Regions from separate parts of the Homo sapiens genome. Here all the other regions are linked to region 1. A link is a loop called in an ENCODE intact Hi-C map of the cell type or tissue named here. Cell type or tissue: CD4-positive, alpha-beta T cell. All regions are shown on one strand.

What was found. A loop is a pair of places that touch in the nucleus more often than their neighbours do. Peaks named below come from ENCODE experiments on the same cell type or tissue, not always from the same donor. Only the 100,000 strongest peaks of a DNase experiment are listed, where the experiment ranks them.
Region 2: it touches region 1 in a loop (2.3-fold over the local background); 6 of 110 quality-filtered maps call a loop at or near these places.
Region 3: it touches region 1 in a loop (6-fold over the local background); 2 of 110 quality-filtered maps call a loop at or near these places.

Annotation. Positions count from the first base shown.
Region 1 is chr19:18,827,808-18,835,807 of GRCh38, reverse strand. UPF1 (UPF1 RNA helicase and ATPase) reads right to left here and starts at 3,849. Exons shown (of 24, transcript NM_002911.4): 1 at 3,368-3,849. The coding sequence starts at 3,598. RefSeq lists an enhancer at 1,102-1,654 and silencers at 3,236-3,315, 3,326-3,415, 3,566-3,665, 3,786-4,045. In CD4-positive, alpha-beta T cell, no CTCF peak of the experiment used is centred here; DNase peaks (open chromatin) are centred at 2,977 and 3,937; H3K4me3 peaks cover 3,008 bases; H3K27ac peaks cover 783 bases.
Region 2 is chr19:18,697,507-18,705,506 of GRCh38, reverse strand. All of the region lies in intron 1 of CRTC1 (CREB regulated transcription coactivator 1), which reads right to left. Among named protein-coding and RNA genes, the nearest start is that of CRTC1, 18 kb to the right of the region's middle. RefSeq lists enhancers at 4,201-4,250, 4,594-5,440. In CD4-positive, alpha-beta T cell, no CTCF peak of the experiment used is centred here; DNase peaks (open chromatin) are centred at 4,336 and 4,836; H3K4me3 peaks cover 2,321 bases; H3K27ac peaks cover 3,223 bases.
Region 3 is chr19:18,199,435-18,207,434 of GRCh38, reverse strand. It overlaps RAB3A (RAB3A, member RAS oncogene family), which reads left to right and starts at 3,393. Exons shown (of 5, transcript NM_002866.5): 1 at 3,393-3,539; 2 at 4,695-4,922; 3 at 6,990-7,108. The coding sequence starts at 4,695. LOC102725254 (a long non-coding RNA gene) reads right to left here and starts at 2,705. Exons shown (of 2, transcript NR_134910.1): 1 at 2,536-2,705; 2 at 1,872-1,979. RefSeq lists silencers at 2,042-2,101, 2,987-3,376 and enhancers at 2,757-2,856, 3,042-3,336, 3,369-4,151. In CD4-positive, alpha-beta T cell, CTCF peaks have their summits at 4,298 and 4,498 (motif pointing left); DNase peaks (open chromatin) are centred at 2,184, 2,674, 3,254, 3,804 and 1 weaker place; H3K4me3 peaks cover 2,529 bases; H3K27ac peaks cover 826 bases.

The DNA of each region.
Region 1 (8,000 bases):
GCAGAAACCTGTACACTCATGGCCACAGCAGTGCTATTCACAAAAGCCAAGAGGTGGAAACAACCCAAATGTCCATCAACAGATGACGAGATAAACAAAACATGGTCCATCCATCTGGACCATTCCACCCATGGAATATTACTCAGCCTTAAAAAGGAATGAAATGCTGGCCAGGTGCGGTGGCTCATGCTTGTAATCCCAGCACTTTGGGAGGCCGAGGCAAGTGGACCACATGGTCAGGAAATCAAGACCATCTGGCCAACATGGTGAAACCCCGTCTCTACTAAAAATACAAAAATTAGCCGGGGCATGGTGGTGTGCACCTGTAATCCCAGCTACTGGGGAGGCTGAGGCAGGAGAATCGCTTGAACCTGGGAGGCACAGGTTGCAGTGAGCCAAGATCACGCCACTGCACCCCAGCCTGGGCAACAGAGCGAGACTCTGTCTCAAAAAAAAAAAAGGAATGAAATGATGACACATACCACAGCGTGGATGAACCTCGATCAGGTTCATTTTCCTGAATGCTCGGCCAGGGAACAGCTACGAAGCTCACCTTGTAGCTACTTCTCACACATCACGCAGAGTGAAAGGAGCCAGACACAAAACACCATATATGATATGATTCCGTTGATGTGAAATGCCCAGAACAGGCACATCTTGAGACAGAAAGCAGGTGAGTGGTTGCCAGGGGCTGTGGAGGTAGGACGGATGGGCTAAGGGGTGCAGGGTTTATCTCTGGGGTGACAAAAATGTTCTAAAGTTTACTGTGGTAATGGCTGCACAACTCTGAATATACTAAATAAAAGCCGCCGAACTGTACACTTTATATGGGTAAATTGTATGTTGTGGCAAGTGAATTCTATTTCAATAAAGCCGCTAAGCAAAAGTGACTGCAGGGCACTTGACAGCTGATAGCCACTTCCCCAGTAAAATAAAAATTAAAAAAGCAGAATGAGAGTTTCCAGGAGCCCCCAACTTAACAGCTGGTTACACGGCCAACTCCTGAGGACAAACAGGGAAAGTCTTCCCAAATATCTTAGCAGACACTGCCTTCAATTCACACAAGAGATAACTTTCTTCCGCTTTCCCTTGAATGATATTCATAGACTTCCTTGCCCCCAAATTCCGTTCTTCCCCTTGTGATGCAAAGGGGTACCACTCCCATTCCCCACAAACAAATCCAAATTACAGGTAACAGGTGGGTGGGGCATCTGGGTCAATTACAAGTAGCACAGGACAAACCCTCTGATGTCGTCAGAATTCTAGTGAGCTCAACTGCAATGTTTACCTCCAGGGGAGCGTTTTAATGCTCTCCTTTTGTACAGCCCAGTGTGTTCAGGTGCAGGAAAAAAAATCAATTGTTTCAACTGAAAGAGAAGGACATGCCCCACAATTAATCCCAAACGGAATGCCAGAAACAAAAGCAGAACTAAAGGCTGCCCCAGGTTTGCTGTTTTATGCTCGCTACAGTTAAAAGGATTCACAAGAAAATGATTACCTTTCACACCCAGCCAACCCCCCGATCCGCGCTGTCACGCTCATGGCTCACTGCTCCACAGAGATCTTTACCGAGTCTCCCCGACAGGCTGGACGTCAGATTACAGACAGCGTATACAGTCGACTCACACATGGATCTAGGTTTCCTTTATGTTTAAAAGGAATAAAAATCTAACTGCCACCCCCATTTCACAGCTGCGGAAGCAGAAAGGTCTACAGGGCATGAAAACTACAAGGAGGTGGGGCCTCCGCAGCTCAGACTCCCTTCTTCAGGAGAACTCTCCTCTCTCCCTCCCTCCCTTCGCAAAATGTAAACAAAACTGAAAAAAACACCCATACGTGCACACCTGTTCTCCTCACACCCCACCTTCTATTTTAAGGAATATGGGGTTAGAATGAGTCAAATGTTTTTTGCTTCCATTAGGGGCTAAAAGAAAGCCCAAGTGGGTGGTCTACCCACGAGAGTGACTCAATCGACTACCACGTAAGCCCCCCATGCAAGGACAGGGTCTGAGCTCACTCTGGATGAGCAAGGAGTGGTTCCCCCAGTTCTGAAACACCAGCATATGCCAAGGGACACCTGTGCCAAGGTAAGCCTCGGAGCTTCTTCCTGTCGGAGCATTCAGGAAAACAAACCTGAGCGAGAGGTCAGGCACAAAGCAAGCCTAAGGTGAAAGCAACCTGAAATCCAGAGGGTGATGAGGACATTCCCCAGGACCCCGGTGCAACACGCGCCACCCCCCCAGCCCCTCTCCCACCCCAGGCAAGCAGCGCCCAGGACCAGGAAATGCATGCCCGATACTTCTCCCAACCCAAGCCCCCATTTAAAATACCTAAGTAACCTTCTCTAAACATCCACATCATTAAAAATAAGTTTCCAACGTGGCAGACTCGTTTATGTAAAGCCATTATTGCTGTCTTATTGGAAGAACAAAACTCAAACCCAACTTTTCCAAGGCAAGAGTTGTGAAGTTATGTAACAGGTCGGTTTCAGCAACAGGCGATGCAAGAAAAAACAAAATACAACCTGCTTCCTGAATGATCTTAATAGCCAGCCAATATGTGCTCCTCCATGGGAGGCAAAAATTCTTCTCTGCCTCAACCTTCCGCTGGCCAGCGCCCCTATGCATGGGGAAAGTCGAACCTACGCTCCGTGACTGTGAAAGGTGGGGTGCCCAGATGGCTGCGACCACAGATGGGAGGTGGGACAGGCGGCCAGACCCACCAATGGGGAGACCGGGCAGGACCCCCGGACCAGGCCAGAGACAGGATTAGGGCAGGTCACCCTGGATACTCCCGGAAAGGGACTGAGGGAAGTCACTCAAGCTCCGGCCTGAGCAAGACCCGGCCCAGGTCGTAGGAGAACTCGAGGCAGAATACCGAGACCTGCGAAAGAGGGACCAGGGCAGGTCACCCTAGCCCGGATGGAATGGAAGAACTCAGATAAGTCAGGGGGCAGGTTACTCCAGGCCAGACTGATTGTGGGACACAAGGCAGGTCAGCCCGGGCCCAGGAGGGGGAGCAAACCCAGCTGGCGTAAAGGAACAGGGTCAGGTTAGCTCGGTCCCGAACGAAGTGGAGGACTCGAGGCAAGTCTGCCCGGCCCAGGAGTTGGGGGCCGAAGGAACTCAGCCAGGTCGCGGCCGGAGCGGGGGACCCGGGGCAGATCAGGCCAGGCCCGGGCAGATTGCAGGACCTGGGGCAGGTAAGCTCAGGCCGAGCCAGAGTAGGGGACCCGGGGCAGATCGCCCCAGGCCCGGCCGCGATGGGGGACTCCGGCCAAACACAGGCCGGGCCCGAGGCGAGTTCGGGGCAGGTCTCAGGCGCCGAGGCCGGGCCCGGGCTTCCGGCACCGCCATGTGCCGCTCACCTGCGCGTCGAGCTGTCCCGCCGCAGCGCCCGCGCCCGCGCCGCCCGGGCCTCCCGCGCCGCCACCGCCCGGGCCGCCGGGGCCGCCGGGGGGCGTCTGCGTCTGGCTAGGAAGAGTAAAGTCGGTGAACTCGAACTCGGAGCCCTGTGTGTCGGCGCCAAGCAGCTCGGCCTCCTCCGTGTCCAGGAAAGTGAGAGTCTGCGAGCTGGGCCCGTACGCCTCCACGCTCATGGTGCCTCCGGGTAGGGCCCTCGGGCCGGTTCCGCGCTGCACTCGAGCCCGCCGCCGCGCTGAGGCCTAGGCCGCAGGCCTCGGGTCGCTGCCGCTGTCGCCCCCGCGCGCCCGGAAAGGACCAAACCGCGCGCCCCGGCGCCAGCCGGACCGAGAGGTAACAGTGCCGAGCCGCCGCCGCTGCCGCCGAGCCCCTCCGCGCCTCAGCTCCCCTCGAAGCCGCCAGCCGCTCGCAGCCTAGAGCAGGAACTGCCGCCACCGCCGCCGTCGCCGTGCGCGTGCGCGAGCCCGACGCCGGCGGAAGCGCGCGCGCTCTTCGCGGGCGCCTGGTGCCCAGCAGGAAGACGGGACGCGCACCGCGCACGCGCAGGGGGTGGGGCTTTCAACCGCCGCTGCGGCGGCAGCTCGAGGACTTGGTCCCGCCCCAACTGCTAATTGGGGACGCCCGGGCGGCTGGCGGTGTGGACTTGGTGGTCTGCACCTGTGGTCGCTGCGACGGTGTTTCGGTTTAATTGAGCGCTAGCCGAATACCCTACATAGGTGGTCTCGGAACGCCCAACTGGAGAGACTGGGCAGGGACGGTGCGCTCCCACTCCTGGCAAAAGCTGCTTGGAACTCAGTTTCCCCATCTGTAAAATGGAGGGTGCCTCGCACATAGTAGATGCTCCCTGTGCATTGGTTTAAAAAGGGAGTGGGGCTCGGCGCGGTGGTCACACCTGTAATCCCAACACTCAGAGGCTGAGGCGGGAGAACTGCTTGAACTCAGGAGTTCGAGACCAGCCTGGGAGACAGAGTGAGACTCCATCTCTACAAAAAATATAAAAATTAGGCCGAGCGCGGTGGCTCACGCCTGTAATCCCAGCACTTTGGGAGGCCGAGGCGGGTGGATCATGACGTCAGGAGATCGAGACCATCCTGGCTAACATGGTGAAACCCCGTCTCCACTAAAAATACAAAAAATTAGCCAGGCGTGGTGGCACGAGCCTGTAGTCCCAGCTACTCAGGAGGCTGAGGCAGGAGAATCGCTTGAACCCAGGAGGCGGAGGTTGCAGTGAGCCAAGATTGTGCCACTGCACACCAGCCTGGGCAACAGAGTGAGACTCTGTCTCAAAAAAAAAAAAAAAAATTAGCTAAGCGTGGTGGTTCGCACCTGTAGTCCCAGCTACTAGGGAGGCTGAGGTGGGAGGATCGCTTGACCCTGGGAAGTTGAGGCTGCAGTAAGCCGAGATTGCACCACTGCACTCCAGCCTGGGTGACAGAGCGAGACCCTGTCTCAAAAATAAGTAAAAATAAATGAATGGGGATAGTCTTACGTACTGGGCCTGGCACTTGGAAATGATGGTTGCTGCTGTTCCTGATGCCTCTGCCACTGTTATTATACCATTACTATTTTTGCTATGATTATTATTTAGTGGACGTATACAGCAAAACAACTGGAAGCACATGGTCTGTGGTGGACTCTAGACCTGACCACTTACCAGCTGTGTGAAATTATACAAGTGACTTAACCTCTCTGAGCCTAGGGTTTCTGTTGCCATTAAGGTGGCATAGGAAGCCTGGGCAAGGTGGCTCTTTCCTGAAATCCCAGCACTTTAGGAGGTAGAGGCAAGAGAATCACTTGAGCTCAGGAGTTTGAGGCTGCGGTGAGCTATGATTGTGCCACTGCACTCCAGCCTGGGTGACAGAGATCCTATGTGTGTGTGTGTATATTAATATATATTTATTTATGTTAATATAAATAGAGTGACTAGTAGCTCATTTATTCCTCTCATACTCTCATGTGATATATGGTTGCTGCTGATATATATGGAGCCCGGTGCGGTGTGTCACGCCTGTAATCCCAGCACTTTCGGAGGCCAAAAGAGCAAGACCTTGTATAAAAATAAATTTTAAAAACTCTGATAGGTGTTACTAAATTGATCTGAAATTTGTCTACAAATTCCACTGGATGTGTTCCAAAGAGAGCTTTGCATGATATTAAAATTATCTGTTGGTCTGTCAGTATTCCCCCTTAAACTGTGCCTTCTTGGAGAGGGAGACCTACTTTTATTCATTGTTTATATTCCTACAGTTTAGTGCATGCTAGGAGCCCCCCCCGAAATGTTATTTTTATTTTTTATTTTTTGTAGAGATGGGGGTTTTGCTGTTTCCTAGGCTGGTCTTGTACTCCTGACCTCAAGTAATCGTCCCACCTCAATCTTCCAAAGAGCTGTGATTATAGGTATGAGCCACTATGTCTTGTCCCTGAAAAAGAGTGAAGAAGGCTGTGGCTCACACCTGTAATCCCAGCACTTTGGGAGGCAGAGGCAGGTGGATCACCCAAGGTCAGGAGTTCGAGACCAGCCTGGCCAACGTGGTGAAACCCCGTCTCTACTAAAAATACAAAAATTAGCCGGGTATGGTGCGTGCCTGTAATCCTAGCTACTTGGGAGGCTGAGGCAGGAGAACTGCTTGAACCCAGGAGGCGGAGGCTGCAGTGAGCCAACATTGCACCACTGCACTCCAGCCTGGGTGACAGAGCGAGACTCCGTCTCAAAAAAAAAGTGTATATATATATATATATATATATATATATATATATATATATATACATATATATATATGTATATATATATATGATGTATATTATATATCTCACTGTATATATGAGAGGAATAAATGAGCTACTAGTCACTTTATTATATATATAGAGAGAGTGCGCGTATATACATATATATACACACTGTATATATAAGAATAAGTGAGCTACTAGTCACTCTATTATATATAGAGACAGAGATAGACAGTGCGTGTATATACATATATATACACACTGTATATATAAGAATAAATGAGCTACTAGTCACTCTATTATATATAGATAGGGAGTGTGTGTGTGTATATATATATACACTCTATCTCTCTCTCTCTGTGTGTATATATATATATATATATATATGAGAGGAATAAATGAGCTACCAGTCACTCTCTTAATGCATAGTTCCATAAGGACAGGGTGTTGGCCTTGTTCATTATGATCTTCCCCACGGAGAGAATGATGCCTCATACAGTAGGTGCTCAATAAAAAGTTTTCTGACACTTTAAATCCAAGGTAAGCTACTGGTTTATGGGCCTTAATTTCCTAACCCCAGGCGTTCGCTTCCTCTCTGGTAAAGTATCTTGGAAAACACCCTCATTTCCCTTTCTGTCCCAAGATTCTGCTGCTCTTTAAATAAGTCAGCTGAAAGAGCTCCTAGCTTGCACAGCTGAACTAAAAGTTCCCAGTTTGCCGTGGTTCCTTATTTCCAATTTGCCTGTTTATCATCACAGGGACAGAGGTTCTGTTCTCCTTCTTCACATTTTTTTTTTTTTCCCTGAGACGGAGTTACACTCAGTCGCCCAGGCTGGAGTACAATGGCACAATCTTGGCTCACTGCAACCTCCACCTCCTGGGTTCAAGCAATTTTCCTGTCTCAGCCTCCCAAGTAGCTGGGATTACAGGCACCTGCCACCATGCCCGGCTAATTTTTTTGTATTTTTAGGAGAAATGGGGTTTCACCATGTTGGCCAGGCTGGTCTCGAACTCCTGACCTCGGGTGATCCACCTGCCTCTGCCTCCCAAAGTGCTAGGATTACAGGTGTGAGCCACAGCCTTCTTCACTCTTTTTCAGGGACAAGACATAGTGGCTCATACCTATAATCACAGCTCTTTGGAAGATTGAGGTGGGACGATTACTTGAGGTCAGGAGTACAAGACCAGCCTAGGAAACAGCAAAACCCCCATCTCTACAGAAAATAAAAATAACATTTCAGGGGGGCTCCTAGCATGCACTAAACTGTAGGAATATAAACAATGAATAAAAGTAGGTCTCCCTCTCCAAGAAGGCACAGTTTAAGGGGGAATACTGACAGACCAACAGATAATTTTAATATCATGCAAAGCTCTCTTTGGAACACATCCAGTGGAATTTGTAGACAAATTTCAGATCAATTTAGTAACACCTATCAGAGTTTTTAAAATTTATTTTTAGACAAGGTCTTGCTCTGTCACCCAGACTGGGGTGCAGTGGTGTGACCCAGCTCACTGCAGTCTCAACCTTCTGGGCTCAAGGGATCCTCCCACCTCAGCCTCATGAGTAGCAGGGACTACAGGCACACACCACCACACACAGCTATCTTTTAAATTGTTTATTTGTAGAGACAGTGTCTTACTATGTTGCTCAGGCTGGTCTCAGTCTCCTAAGCTCAAGCGATCCTCCCTCCTCAGCCTCCCAAAGTGCTGGGATTACAGGCGTGAGCCACCACACCCAGCCCACCTTTCAGAGTTTTAATTGCCCCTCTCCCACTTTGACCCACCTACTCCATTTCTAAAGATCTCTTCTTATTTCCTGTATACACTCACAATTGCAAAGTGACATTGGGA
Region 2 (8,000 bases), 130 kb after region 1:
ATCTCCATTAAAAACACAAAGATTAGCCAGGTGTGGTGGCATGCGCCTGTAATTCCAGCTACTCGGGAGGCTGAGGCAGAACCGCTTGAACCCAGGAGGCAGAGGATGTGGTGAGCCGAGATCACGCCACTGCACTCCAGCATGGGTGGTAGAGCAAAACTCTGTCTCAAAAAAAATTAAACATACAATTACACATGATCCAGCAATCCCATGTCTGGGAATATACCCAAAAAAATTATGAGTAGGGACTCAAAGAGATGTACACCAATGTTCACAGCAGCACTACGCACAATAGCCAAATGGTGAAACCAGCCAAATGTCCATCAACAGATGAACGGATAAACAAAATGTGTCCCATCCATACAGTGGAATAACAGCCTTAGAGGGGAAGGACGTTCTGACACGTTACAACGTGGACGAACCTTGAGGACATTATGCTCAGTGAAATAAGCCAGACACAAAATGATAAATCCTGGATGATTCTCCTTACATGAGGTCCCTGGAGTCGTCAAACTCATAGAGGTGGAAAATAGGATGGTGGTTGCCAGGGGCTGGGAGGGAATGGAGGGTAGTAGGAGGGTGGGGGTTGGGGATTGGGGGGTAGGGGGTGGGTGGGTGAGTGTTTAATGGGGACAGAGTTTCTGTGCGGGAAGATGCAAAAGCTCTGAACACAGATGGTGGTGATGATTGCAAAACAATGTGAGGATACTTACTAAATGCCACTGAACTGCACACTTAAGGTTAAGACAGTAACTTACACGTTATGTGTATTTGTTTTGTTTTTGGTTTGTTTTTGAGACAGGGTCTTGTTCTGTTGCCCAGGCTGCAGTGCAGTGGTGCGATCATGGCTCACTGCAACCTCTGCCTCCAGGGTTCAAGCGATTCTCCTGCCTCAGCATCCCGAGTAGCTGGGATTACAGGCGCCTGCCACCACACCCAGCTAATTTTTGTATTTTTAATAGAGACGGGGTTTCAACATGTTGACTAGACTGGTCTCGAACTCCTCACCTCAGGTGATCCACCTGCTTCAGTCTCCCAAAGTGCTGGGCTTACAGACAAGAGCTACCGCATCTGGCCACATGTTATGTGTATTTTACTAACTTTAAAAAAAAGAAAAAGGCTGGGCATGGTGACTCACGCCTGTAATCCTAGCACTTTGGGAGACCAAGGAGGGTGGATCACTTGAGCCTGGGCAACATGGCAAGACCCCCGTCTCTACAAAAGAATTTTAAAACAAAGCCAGGCATGATGGTGTAGTCCCAGCTACTTGAAAGGCTGAGGTGGAAAGATTGCTTGAGCCCAGGAATTCCTGGCTGCAGTGAGCACTGCACTCCAACCTGGGCAACACAGGCAGATCCCTATTTTAAATATAAAAAAAGAAAAAATATAAAAAGAAAACGAGCACTTCACTTCTGTGGGATCCCCACCAAAATCCCACAACCTCAGTCCAATTGCCAGAAAACCTCCACAAGACCACAATAAGGACATTCCACAAAACACCTGACCAGCTCTCCTCAAGAGAGTGAAGGTCACGGATGATGAGGAGACATTGAGGAACCATCACAGATTGGAGGAATCAAAGGAGATGCTTTGACTAAATGCAACACGTTGCCAGGCGCAGTGGCTCTCGCCTGCAATCCCAGCATTTTGGGAGGCCAAGGCAGGCAGATAACTTGGGGTCAGGAGTTCGAGACCAGCCTGGCCAACATAGTGAAACCCCATCTCTACTAAAAATGCAAAAATTAGCCAGGCACGGTGGCTCAAACCTATAATCCTAGCACTTTGGGAGGCCAAGGCAAGCGAATCATCTGAGGTCAGCAGTTCAAGACCAGCCTGGTCAACACAGCGAAACACCATCTCTACTAAAAACGCAAAAATTAGCCGGGCATGGTGGTGCATGCCTATAATCTCAGCTACTTGGGAGGCTAAGACACCAGAATCGCTTGAACCTGGGAGGTGGAGGTTGCTTGCAGTGAGCTGAGATCGTGCCACTGCACTCCAGCCTAGGCGACAGAACAAGACTCTATCATAAATAAATAAATAAATAAATGCATAAATAAATACGTAAGTAAATAAATGCAACACACAACCCTGTCCAGAGAAGGTGCTTAAAGGAGCAATCCGGGGAAATCCAAACACAGTCTGGAGTCTAGTTAATAGAATTGTGACAACTGGGCCAGGAGCGGTGGCTCACGCCTGTAATCCCAGCACTTTGGGAGGCCAAGGTGGGCAGATCACGAGGTCAGGAGATTGAGACCATCCTGGCTAACACAGTGAAACCCCGTCTCTATCCTGACCGAGACCGTCCTGGCTAACAAGGTGAAACCCCATCTCTACTAAAAATACACACAAAAAAATTAGCCGGGCGTGGTGGCAGGCGCCTGTAGTCCCAGCTACTCGGGAGGCTGAGGCAGGAGAATGGCGTGAACCCAGGAGGTGGAGCTTACAGTGAGCCGAGTCTCAGCTATTCAGGAGGCTGAGGCAGGAGGACTGCCTGAGCCCAGGAAATTGAGGCAACAGAGCGAGAGCGAGACTCCATCTCAAAAAAAAAAGAACTGTGACAACTGGAGGTCCCAGCCCGGCCGTCGCAACCAGGTCACGTGTGATGTTCACAATGTGGGAAACAGGTGGGGGGTTATGGGTATTCCCTGCACTATCTCCAAAACTTTTCACAAAGTCTAAGAGACTATCTCCTGTGTAATCCCAGCACTTTGGGGGGCCGAGGCAGGTGGATCACCTGAGGTTGGGAATTCGAGACCAGCCTGACCAACATGGAGAAACCCTGCCTCTACTAAAAATACAAAATTAGCCGGGTGTGGTGGCGCATACCTGAAATCCCAGCTACTCGGGAGGCTGAGGGCAGGAGAATCGCTTGAACCCGGGAGGTGGAGGTTGCGGTGAGGCAAGATTGTGCCATTGCACTCCAGCCTGAGCAACAAGAGCGAAAATCCATCTCAAAAAAAAAAAAAAAAAGACTATCCCCTAAGAAGCCAGGTATGGGGCTCAAGCCAGCACTTTGGGAGGCCCAGGCAGGAGGAGGATCACTTGAGCCCAGGAGTTTGAGACCAGCGTAGGCAACACAGGGAGACTCCTGTCTCTACAAAAAATATATACTAAAAATTAGCCAGCTGTGGTGGTACACACCTATGGTCTCAGCTACTCAGGCGGCTGAGGCAGGAGGACTGCCTGAGCCCAGGAAATTGAGGCTACAGTGAGCCAAGATCACACCACTGCAGTCCAGCCTGGGCAACAGAGCCAGACCTTGTCTCAAAAAAAAAAAAAAATGCTGGGCACAGTGGCTCACGCCTGTAATGCCAGCACTTTGGGAGGCTGAGGCGGGCAAATCACCTGAGGTCGGGAGTTCAAGACCAGCCTGACCAACATGGAGAAACCCCATCTCTATTAACAATACAAAATTAGCCGGGTGTGGTGGTACACGCCTATAATCCCAGCTACTCGGGAGGCTGAGACAGGAGAATTGCTTGAACCCGGGAGGAGGAGGTTGCGGTGAGCCGAGATTGCACCACTGTATTCCAGCCTGGGCAACAAGAGTGAAACTCCGTCTCAAAAAAAAAAAAAAAAAACAAAACGGTGGGCGCGGTGGCTCATGCCTATAATCCCAGCACTTTGGGAGGCCAAGGTGGGCGGATCATTTGAGATCAGGAGTTGGAGACCTGCCCGACCAACATGGTGAAACCCCGTCTCTACTAAAAATACAAAAAAAATAAAAAACATTAGCTGGGCCTGGTGACACACGCCTGTAATCCCAGCTACTCAGGAGGCTGAGGTAGGAGAATCGCTTGAACCCAGGAGGTGGACGTTGCAGTGAGCTGAGATGGCGCCATTGCACTCCAGCCTGGGTGACAGAGTGAGATTCTGTCTCAAAAAACAAAAAACAAAAATCCTATCTCATAAGAAACAGTTAACAGCAATGAATACTCCCTCAGGTGAAACTAAACAGATGACCCATAAGCCACACAGTGGCAGCTGTCATATTCTGGGCCAAGGCACAGAGGTGAACAAGGTGCGATCCTGCTCTCACTGTTGCCCCAAGTAGCAGCTCAACAGCTGGCCTCGGCCAAGCAGGCATCTTTCAAGGTGTGCACCCACCACGGGCCGGGCACGGGGCCAGACACTTTGCGTGGATGCATCATCTAATCCATGTGACGACTCCTCAAGGGGGCTCTGTGAGCACCCCCTTTTTACAGCCAGGAAACTGAGGCACAGAAGGGAGGGACTGTTTGGCAGGAGCCAACAGAGGCGCATAGAGCAGCGTGATGAGCCCCGGGCTCTGGGGGCGGGCCCGCGAGCAGGCAGCCTCCACCCCATGGTGGACCTTCAGGCTCCTCCTTCTGCCCCGGCTGAGCCGGCAGTGAAGGGATTAGCGGGCTCCTTGCCGAACAGAGGCCGAGGCCGCCTGGGCGCAAAGATAGGCTGTTGGGACCATAAATCATCCCCAGGGTCTGTGCATTTATTCTGTGATGATATAATGAGCCACTCCTGTCCTAATTACAGCCACCAATCTCGCCTGCCTGGGAGGACCGAAGGGATCCCCGCAGCGATGGAAGCGGGATGCGCACAGATGCGAAAGGACTCAATGGTGTAACGCAGCAGGGAGCCTCTGCTTTCAGTCACTTGAGAAAGAGACGCTGAAGCAGACAGAGAGCCCCTCCGAGGTTCCGAGGTTCTGCAGACCCCTGCAGCCCAGAAAGGTGGACAGCTCGCGTGTCTTTGCGGACACGCTCGGCCTCCCCGTGTCCCCAGCCAGAGGGACGGCCAGCCCACAGAGCCAGTCCCAGGCGCCCTGCTAGGCTGTGCTGATACTTCCTCCCAGAGATTTCCGGGCGAATGACCAGCTGGCATGCACCCACCCACCCTCTGCACCCAGGTGAGTGGTGCCAGATGCAGAGGAAACGGGAAGTGCTGTGGTGTTTCTGTTTTCAATTTTAATCAAAGTTTTGAAACATAAATGATTTCTTTATTTTCATTTTTTTTATTTAAAAAAAAAAAAGTGTGGCAGAGAGCTTCTCTGCAGCAAGAGCCCCGGCAGGAAAGGGAAGAGAAGGGCGGCCTGCAGAAGTTCTCAGGGAGGCTTCGCCCCCTTGCCGAGAGCCCCCAAGCACCGTGGTGGTCTCTGGGCTGTTGAAATACCAGAGTGGGGTATGTGGATAAGGGACAGGGTGGCTAGGATATGGGCACAGGGTATTAGCACCCGCAGTGGGAGAAGGCCCACCCTTCCAAGCAGACTCAGCCCCTCTGGGCCTCACCGCACCCTTCAACCCCACCCCACGGAGTGAAACTCCTGGGACCAGCGGAGGCGTCAGGACCCAAGTACAGAGAAGGGGGAATTTTATGTAGTAAATGAGGACCCAAAGCCTCTCAGCCGCTATAGTGGTGACGTTCCCCAGTGTGGGGCTCCCTGAGATGGAAGACGCAGCCACTTAACATAACCCTCCCGTCGCCAACCCTCCTGGGGAATCAGGCTCAGGATCCATGGGTGTGAGAGCTGCCGAGATGAGGCTCAGTCTGTCACAAGCCCGCCTTTGCCAAGCCCCAGGTCATCACAGAGCCCCAGCACCCACTATCTCCGGGGGACACCTGCCCTGGCCCCTCCTAGGCCTCCTGCTGCTCCCTACTCGTTCCTCCCAGGCCTGTCCCCACATGGCAGCCAATGGGATCCTTGCAAAGCATAAATCCCACATCACTGCCCTGCTCAAAACCCTCCCCATCCCAGGACCAGATCTCAACCCCTCACCCTGGCCCACGAGGCATCACCCCCAGAGCCAGGCGAGGCCAGGCTCTTCGCTTTGGCTCAGAGCCGCAACCTCAGGGGCAGGGCCAGCTGGCACAGGTGTGGCTTCCTGTCACTCCCTAGGGCAGGGTCTCCAGCTGACCTGCTCTCCAAGGTGTCTCCGGGGCCAGCTCACAGGAGATGCTCAGGAAATACCAACTGACTCGAGGAATGGACTTTCCTATCCAAACCCTCACTGCTGCAGGGAGAACTCACCGGGCCACCCCAGTGCTTCTTGTTCAGGCACTCAGAGGGCTGGGTGGGCACCATCATGCAGCCCCAGGGCCATCCTACCCCGAGGATTTGACCCTGGAACACACTGTGTTCCGTACAAGTATACAGGCTCAGGATTTGCTTAGAAAAATGTGAGCTCCAGGAAGACCACAAACTACTCTTCTCACTTCAGGGCCCCTCAACAGCCGGTACATGTTCCCAGATGGAGGTATTGAGAAGACCCCGCACACCCCTCCCAGGACTGAAGTGGGGACATTGGACCATGTGACATGGTACTGGCCCTCTTAGAGAGCACCTGCTTCTATGAGATTCCAGAATGAACTGGAGACAGGCCTGCCCACAGGGAGGTCAGATTCCAGAGCCTGCTGATGCCTGCTGAGCACCTGCTGAGTTCACACTGTGCCTGCTGAGCGCCTGCTAAATACACACTGTGTGTCAGCTGAGTGCCTGCTAAATACACACTGTGCACCTGCTAAGCGCCTGCAGAGCACACACGGTACGCCTGCTGAGTACCTGCTAAATACACATTATGCACCTGCTGAGCGCCTGCTAAATACACACTGTGCACCTGCTGAGTGCCCGCAGAGCACACACTGCGCCTACTGAGTACACAGTGTGCACTTGCTCAGCAACCAAATACACACTGTGCACCTGCTGAATACACACCGTGTGCCTGCTGAACACTGTACGCCTGCTGAGCACCTGTATACACATTGTGCACCTGTGGAATACACACTGTGCGCCTGCTAAGTGCCTGCTAAGTACACACTGCACTTGCTGAGCACCTGCTTAGTACACACTGTGCATGTGCTGAGAACCTGATGAGTACACACTGCGCATCTGCTGAGCACCTGCTGAGCACACACTGCGCCTGCTGAGCGCCCGGTGAGTATACACTGTGCGCCTGCTGAGTACACACTGTGCACCTGCTGAGTGCCTGCTGAGTACACACTGTGCCTGCTGAGCGCCTGCTGAGCGCCTGCTGAGTACACACTGTGCCTGCTGAGTGCCTGCTGAGTACACACTGTGCACCTGCTAAGCACTTGCTGAGTACACACTGTTGTGTGTGCCTGCTGAGCGCCTGCTGAGTACAAACTGTGTGCCTGCTAAGCACCTGCTGAGTACACACTGTGCACCTGCTAAGCACTTGCTGAGTACACACTGTGCCTGCTGAGCGCCTGCTGAGTACACACTGTGCACCTACTAAGCACTTGCTGAGTACACACTGTGCCTGCTGAGTGCCTGCTGAGTACACACTGTGCACCTACTAAGCACTTGCTGAGTATACACTGTGTGCCTGCTGAGTGCCTGCTGAGCGCCTGCTGAGTACATGCTGCGCCAGCTGAGCGCCTGCAGAACACAAACTGTGCACCTGCAGAGCACCTACCGTGTGCCTGCCGAGCACCTGCTGAGTACACACTGCAGAACACACCGTGCACCTGCTGAGCACCTGCAGAACACACACTGTAAGCCTGCTGAGCACCAGCTGAGTACATACCATTAGCCTGTTGAACACCAGCTGAGTACACACTGTGTGCCTGCTGAGCATCTACTGGGCACCTACTGAACATCTGCTAAATATTTCCTTGTGTGGGCACGAAGTGCCTCTTGCAGGCCTGCTGTGTCCCCATCAAGCACCTGTTGGATGCCTGCCAAATGCCTGCCCAGTGCCAACTGGGTACACCATGTGTCCACAGTAGCCACACCTCCAGCATCTTGGCAGCAGTGAGCACACAGTGAGTATCTATGCCAGGCCCCATTCCAGATACACCAGATGCCTTCACATTCACGTCTCACCATGATCCAATGAGGCAGAGACCACTGTGACCCCTACTGCACCATGCACCAAAGACAGCAGGGCCTCCCAGGTTGGGCCAAGAGCATTGGCTCATGCCTGTAATCCCAGCATTTTGGGAGGCCAAGGAGGGAGAATTACTTGAGGTCAGAAGTTGGAGACCAGCCTGGCCAACATGGT
Region 3 (8,000 bases), 630 kb after region 1:
ACGATTCTCCTGCCTCAGTCTCCTGAGTAGCTGGGATTACAGGTGCCCACCACCATGCCCAGCTAATTTTTGTATTTTTAGTAGAGACTGGGTTTTCACCATGTTGGCCAGGCTGGTCTTGAACTCCTGACCTCATGATCCGCCTGCCTCGGCCTCCCAAAGTGCTGGGATTACAGGCATGAGCCACTGCACCCAGCCCTAGAATATTCATATTTCTTATAAATGAATATTCATATGTTCTCCTTCAGTTTGAGCCAAAGGCATTTGTCCCTCTCCTCTTACTGACTGCATCTGCTCTGGCCACACTGCAAGCCTGGTCCCACCACAGGGCCTTCAAACAAGCTGTTCCCACTACCTGGAATGCTTCTCTCTCAGCCCCCAGCCTCACCCATTAGATTTTTGTTTTTATTTTTGTTTTAGACAAAGTTTCGCTCTTGTTGCCCAGGCTGGAGGACAATGGCGTGATCTTGGCTCACTGCAACCTCTGCCTCCCGGGTTCAAGCGATTCTCCTGCCTCAGCCTCCCAAGTAGCAGGGATTACAGGCGACCGCCACCATGCCCGGCTAATATTTAGTAGAAATGGGGTTTCACCATGTTGACCACGCTGGTCTTGAACTTCTGACCTCAGGTGATCCACCCACCTCGGCCTCCCAAAGTGCTGGGATTACAGGCATGAGCCACCACACCTGGCCCCCACACTGGGTTTTAAGTTAGTGTCTTCTTCCCCGAGAAGTCGTCCCTGGACCCGTATCTGGGATACTTTTTTTTTTTTTTCTTGAGACAGAGTCTCCCTCTAGCACCTAGGCTGGCGTGCAGTGGTGCCGGTGATCTCAGCTCACTGCAACCTCCGCCTCCCTGGTTCATGCGATTCTCATGCCTGGGCCTCCTGAGCAGCCTCCTGGGACAGGCACCACCACACCGGGCTAATTTTTGTATTTTTAGCAGAGATGGGGTTTCACCATGTTGGCCAGGCTGGTCTCGAACTCCTGACCTCAAGGTCAAGGAGTGATCCTCCTGACTCGGCCTCCCAAAGTGCTGGTATTACAGGCATAAACCACCGCACCTGGCCACATTTTTATTTTTATTTGTCTAGTGTAGACGATAGGGTAGGGATGCAGGGAAGCCTCTGGACTTTCCTCTGAGTGGGACCGGCCTGGAAGCCTAGCCCGTTCTCCCACCAGCTCTGTCTCCCCTGACACAAAGAAAATACCCCAATCCCGCAGCCCCTCCCCCAGCTCAACCATTTCTAATTCCAGAGCCCAATGCTGCTCTGGACAATCAAGGGCTTGCATTCTTTTTAAATTTAAATTAAGTAATTAATTTTTTGAGACAGCGTCTCACTCTGTCGTCCAGGCTGGAGTGTAGTGGCGCGATACGGTTTCCTACAGCCTCGACCTCCTGAGCTCAAGTGATCCTCCTACTTCAGCCTCGGGAGTATTTGGGTCCACAAGCACGCGACACCACATCCAGCTAATTTTTAAATTTTTTGTAGAGATGGGGCCTCCCTATGTTACTCAGGCTGGTTTCCAATTCCTGGGCTCAAGCGATCCTCCCGCCTTGGTCTCCCAAAGTGGTGGGATTACAGGCGTAAGCCTCCGCACCCGGCTATTTTTACTTTAAAATACTAAGTCAGTGACGGAAGCTTCCGCACATTCTCGTGGCTCACTTTTCTCTTCCTGGGGAAAAAAGGCAGGAGGTATTTCCGAGAGAGCCACCCATGTAGGAAGCGTGCCTTTGGGCGATCAGGGAGCTGAGCAACCGAAAAACCTCCCCTCCAAGGAGGCGGCAGGCCAGGGCCTGGACCAGCTGCCCTGGAGCCCCCCACAGAGCACGGACTACCGCGTGGGCGCGGAGGGCAGGGAGAATGGGAGGTGGATTTCTTTTTATTTTTTGTTTTTCTGAATTTTCCCAATTTCTCTGCAGTGGATTGGTGATACTTCTATAGTCCGAGTGGGGGAGGAGGGAGCAAACATGTTACCCTAAAAAGAAAAAATAAATTTCCCAAATGTAAACGGTGCGGGGACGTGGGGGTGGGCGTCCCAGTACTCCCAGGGCACTGGGGGCGGGCTGGGGACTGGGTTGGCGGCGGCTGGGCCTCGAGGCGCTAAGTTATTCTGGTCTCTCGGCGCCTCCGCAGCTGGCGAGCTTTTTATAAACAGGACGAGTCACCCCCCGCCACACACACACGCTCCAGCCCCGCCTACTGGGAGGGGTGGGGGGAGAATCTAGGGGATCAGGACTCTCCTGGGGGCCACACACCCCTGGAGGGTTTGAAAGCTGGAGTAGGGGGAGCAGGAGACCCAAAGTGGGGGCTGGGGTTTCGGGCTCCTCCTCCCTCCCCAAATTCTGACTTCCTTCCCTAAAGATTTGGAGGAATAAAAGATGGACCATCTTAGCTCCCAAAAGGCTCCATCCTCTGAGTTTTGCTTTCCCAGGATGGAGGGAGGGGGTCTCCCAGCCCCCGGGTCTTTGAATCCGAGCTTTGAAGAGCTGGAGGCTTCGGCTCGTGCCCTCCCTGTTTCCCGGGGCATTTACCGCAGGCTTTAAGGGGTTTCCGGGACAGGTCGCTTCTCTGTCCCTGCTAAACCTTTTCTTCGAATTTTCTTCTTGATGACGGGGCGCAGGGAGGGGAGGGGGTTCCCAGAGAGTCCATCAGCCCCTTCCTCCTTTTCTGGGAATGGTGGGGAGGGGAGGCTCTCTTGACCTCTACTTCTTTCTTTTCAAACCTCAGAAACGGGGGAGGGGTGGAGTCTTTACTAGCCCCTCCCTCAGTGGGGGGGTCTTACGCCTCGGGAATGGGACAGGGGTCCCTCTTGACTCCTGTTTATTCTTTGGTATTTATTTTGAACCCCATATATGTGAGGGTATAAAACATCTCTTGGGCCTCGATTTTTCTTTTCTGCAATTGGGAGTCAGGGGCATTTAACAGGGGTCACAGCACCTTGGACTAGACGGTGGCCTCAAGAGTCCCCTACCTGGGGTGGGTGCGGGCGGGTAAGGGAACCGCCCCTCGAAGACCGGGGCTCAGCCAAGGCCTCAGCCTCTCGGCCCTTCAATCTCCCAGATGCCACCATTGGACAAGAGGAGGGCGTAGACAATCTCTGATTGGCTACTTCGCCCGTCGCTCGAGAGCTTAAGCCAGTGAGAGAACGCTGAGGGGCCCCGCCTCCCCGAGGCGGACAGGAGGCGGACGAGAGGCGGAGTCGGCCCCCGCGCCGCTCCCGCCCCTACTGGATGCACACGCTAGGCCCCGCCCCATTTGCACGTCAATCTGCTCAGGAGCCCTGCCCCATCTGGCTCTGCGTGCGTCAATGGGCCACATCTCTACGCGCGGCTCCGCCTCCGGATGGCGTCACGGACTTATCTACATGTGAGGCTCCGCCCCTCCCTTTGCAGGACGTCACGGAGGACTGCAGGGGCCTGAGCCGCTGCTGCCGCCGCCGCCGCGCAGCCCCACATCAACGCACCGGGGTCCTGTCACCGCCACCGCCAAAAAAGTCACCGCCGCTAGGGTCGCCGTTGCATCGGTGCAGGGCAAGGTGAGCTCCTGGGCGGCCGGGTGTGCTCAGGCTCCGAGCACCTGCATAACCTTCATTTGACTGATGGGCTGATGGAGGTGGGGGACGAGGTTGACTAGGGTTGAATGGGGGGAAGGATGCGGCGGTCGCGAGGCTGGGAATGGGTAGGGCCCGGGCGCCCCACTCCTGCCTGATCCTCACCACTAACCCCCCCAACCCCCCTGCTCTGCGGCGGAGGGGGAGGGGAGCCGAGCTCCTTGCGGGAAGCTGTGCGCGCGGGAGGCTTTTGCGTGCGCGTGCGCGTGGTGTGCACACGCGTGTGCGCGCCTGCCTGTGTCAGCGGGTCTGTGTGCACCCTTGCTTGTGTACCTGGATATGCTCGTGTGACGCCGTGGGGGTCTGGGCCTAAGTGTGTGAGCGTTGCACGCGCGTGGAGAAAGACGTGTGGACCGCCTGTGCAGGTATGGCCCGTGCATACAAGCACGGGGATCCGTGTCCGTGTGGGTGATGTGCACACGCCTGCATGGGTGGAGGGGCCTGTGCGCACGGGTGGTTTGCACATTTCTATAGGCGAGTCGGTGTGCAAACAGGTGTCTGTGTCTTTGTCCTGTGCACCTCAGTGCGTTCACACACTCCTGTATGTACGGATGAGCGTGTTTGAGGCTGTGTGCACGTGAGCGTGTGCATGCCCCTCCTGTATCATGTGATGCAGCGGCCTTGGCCGGAGCTCTCCGGCCTGGAGGTTTGCGGGGAGCGGGGGCTGCAGATGCGCGTCCTCGAGGGACCATGCACGCGGTGCACGTGGGGCCGCGCGGCCGGGTTCTGAGGACCATGAAAGATTGATGGGGGGCGGAGCCAGCCGCAGTCACCCCCTCCGGGCTCAGCCCTGGGTTTAGGGTTACAGCCCCACCTGGGGCACCTGCCCCTTGAAGGGGGCTGCTGGGGTGTCCCCATCGGCAACCCTCTGAGCCCCTCCTCTGAAACGCCCAGGATTTCAAGGTCACAGGCTGCCCTCTGCTGGGGGCACCACCAATTAATACTGGGGCTCCTGATGGGATAAGGGTGTCCTCCATACACCGGCCGTTTTCTGGAGCCCTTGCCATCTTCTGCCTGGGCTTGGGCACATGAGGATGGAGAGAGCCCCCCTCACGGCTCTGCTACACCCGGTATCCCCAGATGGCATCCGCCACAGACTCGCGCTATGGGCAGAAGGAGTCCTCGGATCAGAACTTCGACTACATGTTCAAGATTCTCATCATCGGCAACAGCAGCGTGGGCAAGACGTCCTTCCTCTTCCGCTATGCTGACGACTCGTTCACGCCTGCCTTCGTCAGCACCGTGGGCATCGACTTCAAGGTCAAGACCATCTATCGCAACGACAAGAGGATCAAGCTGCAGATCTGGGTGGGTCCCAGCTGGAGGGCTCCCGCCCGGCTCGGTTGGATTCCCGTACTTGGAAAAGCAGCCCCAACCTCGTCTATCTCTTTCCTGACTGGAGTCATTCACTTACACACTGGGCATTTATCAGTAAGGTGCCCACTGTGTACCGGGGCAGAAACAGCACCTGTGTTCTCCCATAAGCACCTAATCCTGGTCCCTCAGTTTCCCCATCTTCAAGTTCTTCCATGTATGAGGTTTCAGCTGGATCTTGGTCCCCATTCTCTTTTTTTGTTTGTTTTTTGAGACAGGGTGGTCTTGCTCTGTCCCCTAGGCTGGAATGCAGTTACGTGATCACGGCTCTCTGCAGCCTCGACTTCCCAGGCTCAAACCATTCTTCCACCTGAGCCTCCTGAGTAGCTAGGACCACGGGCTTCTACCACCACGCCTGCTGATTTTTTTCTTTTTTGTAGAGACAGGGTCGGGCTATGTCTGCCCAGGCTGGTCTTGAACTCCTGGGCTCAAGCGATCCTCCCACCTCAGCCTCTCAAAGTGCTAAGATTACAGGCATGAGCCACCCCACCTGGCCTTGTTAGTTTTAAGAGACAGAGTCTCACTCTGTTGCCCAGGCTGGATTTGAACTCGTGGGCTCAAGCAATCCTCCCGCCTCAGCTTCCCAAGTAGCTGGGAGTACAGGCAAGTGTCAGCTTCCTTTAATTTTTAAACCTACAGTTAAATTCTCTCCATCTTCATCTGGCTTGATTTTTCTCCTTGGTCCTTGTCACTCTCCAATATAGGATACATTTATACCGTTATTTTCTATTTCCCACACTGAGTGTCACTTAGCAAGGGAAGTGCCCATCTTGTTAACAACTGTGTCCCCAGTGTCCAGTTCAGGGTGTGGAAAAGATCAGTGCCCAGTCCATGTTTGTTTATTTGTTTGTTTGTTTTTTGAGACAGAGTTTTTGCTCTGTCACCCAGGCTGGAGTGCAGTAGTGCAATCTTGGCTCACTGAAACCTCTGCCTCCCGGGTTCAAGCGATTCTCCTGCCTCAGCCTCCTGAGTAGCTGGGATTACAGGGGCTCACCACCAAGCCCAGCTAATTTTTTTTTGTATTTTTAGTAGAGATAGGGTTTCGCCATGTTGGCCAGGCTAGTCTTGAACTCCTGACCACAAGTGATCCACCTGTCTTGGCCTCCCAAGGTGCTGGGATTACAAGCATGAGCCACCACGCCTGGCCTCTGTTTTCTTTCTTTCTTTCTTTCTTTCTTTCTTTTTTTTTTTTTTTTTGTTGTTATTGTTTTGAGACGGAGTCTCGCTCTTGTCACCCAGGGTGGAGTGCAATGGCGCGATCTCGGCTCACTGCAACCTCTGTCTCCTGAGTTCAAGCGATTCTCCTGCCTCAGCCTCCTGAGTAGCTGGGATTACAGGTGCATGCCACCACGCCGAGCTAATTTTTGTATTTTTAGTAGAGACAGAGTTTCACCATGTTGGCCAGGCTGGTCTCGAACTCCTGACCTCAGGTGATCCACCTGCCTTGGCCTCCCAAAGTGCTGGGATTACAGGCGTGAGCCACCACCACACCCGACCCCCTGTTTGTTTTTTGAGACAGGGTTTCACTCTGTCACCCAGGCTGAACTGCAGTGGCGCGATCTCACCTCACTGCAACCTCTGCCTCCTGGGCTCAAGCAACCCTCTCACCTGAGCCTCCTGAGTAGTTGGGACTACAGGTGTGAGCCACCACACCCTGTTAATTTTTGTACTTTTTGTAGAGATGGGGTCTTGCTATGTTGCTCAGGCTGGTCTGGAACTCCTGGGTTCAAGCCACCTGCCCACCTCAGCCTCCCATAGTGCTGGGATTACAGGTGTGAGCCACAGCACCTGGCACAGTACGTTTGGTGAATGACTCTGTGGAATAATGGAGCACTCATATATTCTGAGCACTGGTGACCCAACCTGCTCTTCCTGACACTTTGTGCCCCTGGGCAAGCTCCTGCTTCTCCCAGGGGGCTGAACTGGATGATATCAGAGCTCATTTCCTCTTCGAGGGCCTTATGTGCAGGTCCTCTCTGACCTTCATCTCTTCCTCCCTAGGACACAGCAGGGCAAGAGCGGTACCGGACCATCACCACCGCATACTACCGGGGCGCTATGGGCTTCATCCTCATGTATGACATCACCAACGAGGAATCCTTCAATGCAGTGCAGGACTGGTGAGTGTACCCCACTTGCTCTTTTTTTTTCTTTTCTTTTCTTTGAGAGAGGGTTTTATTCTGTCACCCAGGCTGGAGTGCAGTGGCACGATCAGGGCTCACTGCAGCCTCGACCTCCTGGGCTCAAGTGATCCTCCTGCCTCAGCCTCCCAAGTAGCTGGGACTACAGGCATATACCACCACACCTGGCTAATTTTTTTGTATTTTTAGTTGAGATGGGGTTTCCTCATGTTGCCCAGGCTGGTCTTGAACTCCTTGGCTCAAGTGATCTGCCCACCTTGGCCTCCCAAAGTGCTGGGATTACAGGCGTGAGCCATCGCTTCTGGCCTTCCACACTCATTCTGGGGCCATTGTCTCTGAGCCAAACTTTCTTCAAAAAATAATAAATAAAACGTAGGGGTCAGAGAAGGATTTCAGATGGAAAAGTAAAACTATAACCATATAGAAACAAATATCTGCAAGTGTAGGGTGGAGAATATAGAGACTATAAGGAGAGTTGGCATGGCCGGGCACGGTGGCTCACACCTATAATCCCAGCACTTTGGGAGGCTGAGGCAGGTGGATCACCTGAGGTCGGGAGTTCGAGACCAGCCTGACCAAGATGGAGAAACCCCATCTCTACTAAGAATGCAAAAATTAGCCAGACGTGGTGGCGCACACCTGTAATCCCAGCTACTTGGGAGCCTGAGGCAGGAGAATCGCTCGAACCCGGGAGGTGGAGGTTGCAGTGAGCCAAGATTGCCATTGCACTCCAGCCTGGGCAACAAGAGCAAAACTCTGTCTCAAAAAAAAAAGGAGAGTTGGCATAGGTTAGAGATTGTAAACATTTCAATTTTCTGCTCAGAAGTAATAACTTTAAAAAAAAATTTCTGGGTTGGGCACAGTGGCTCAT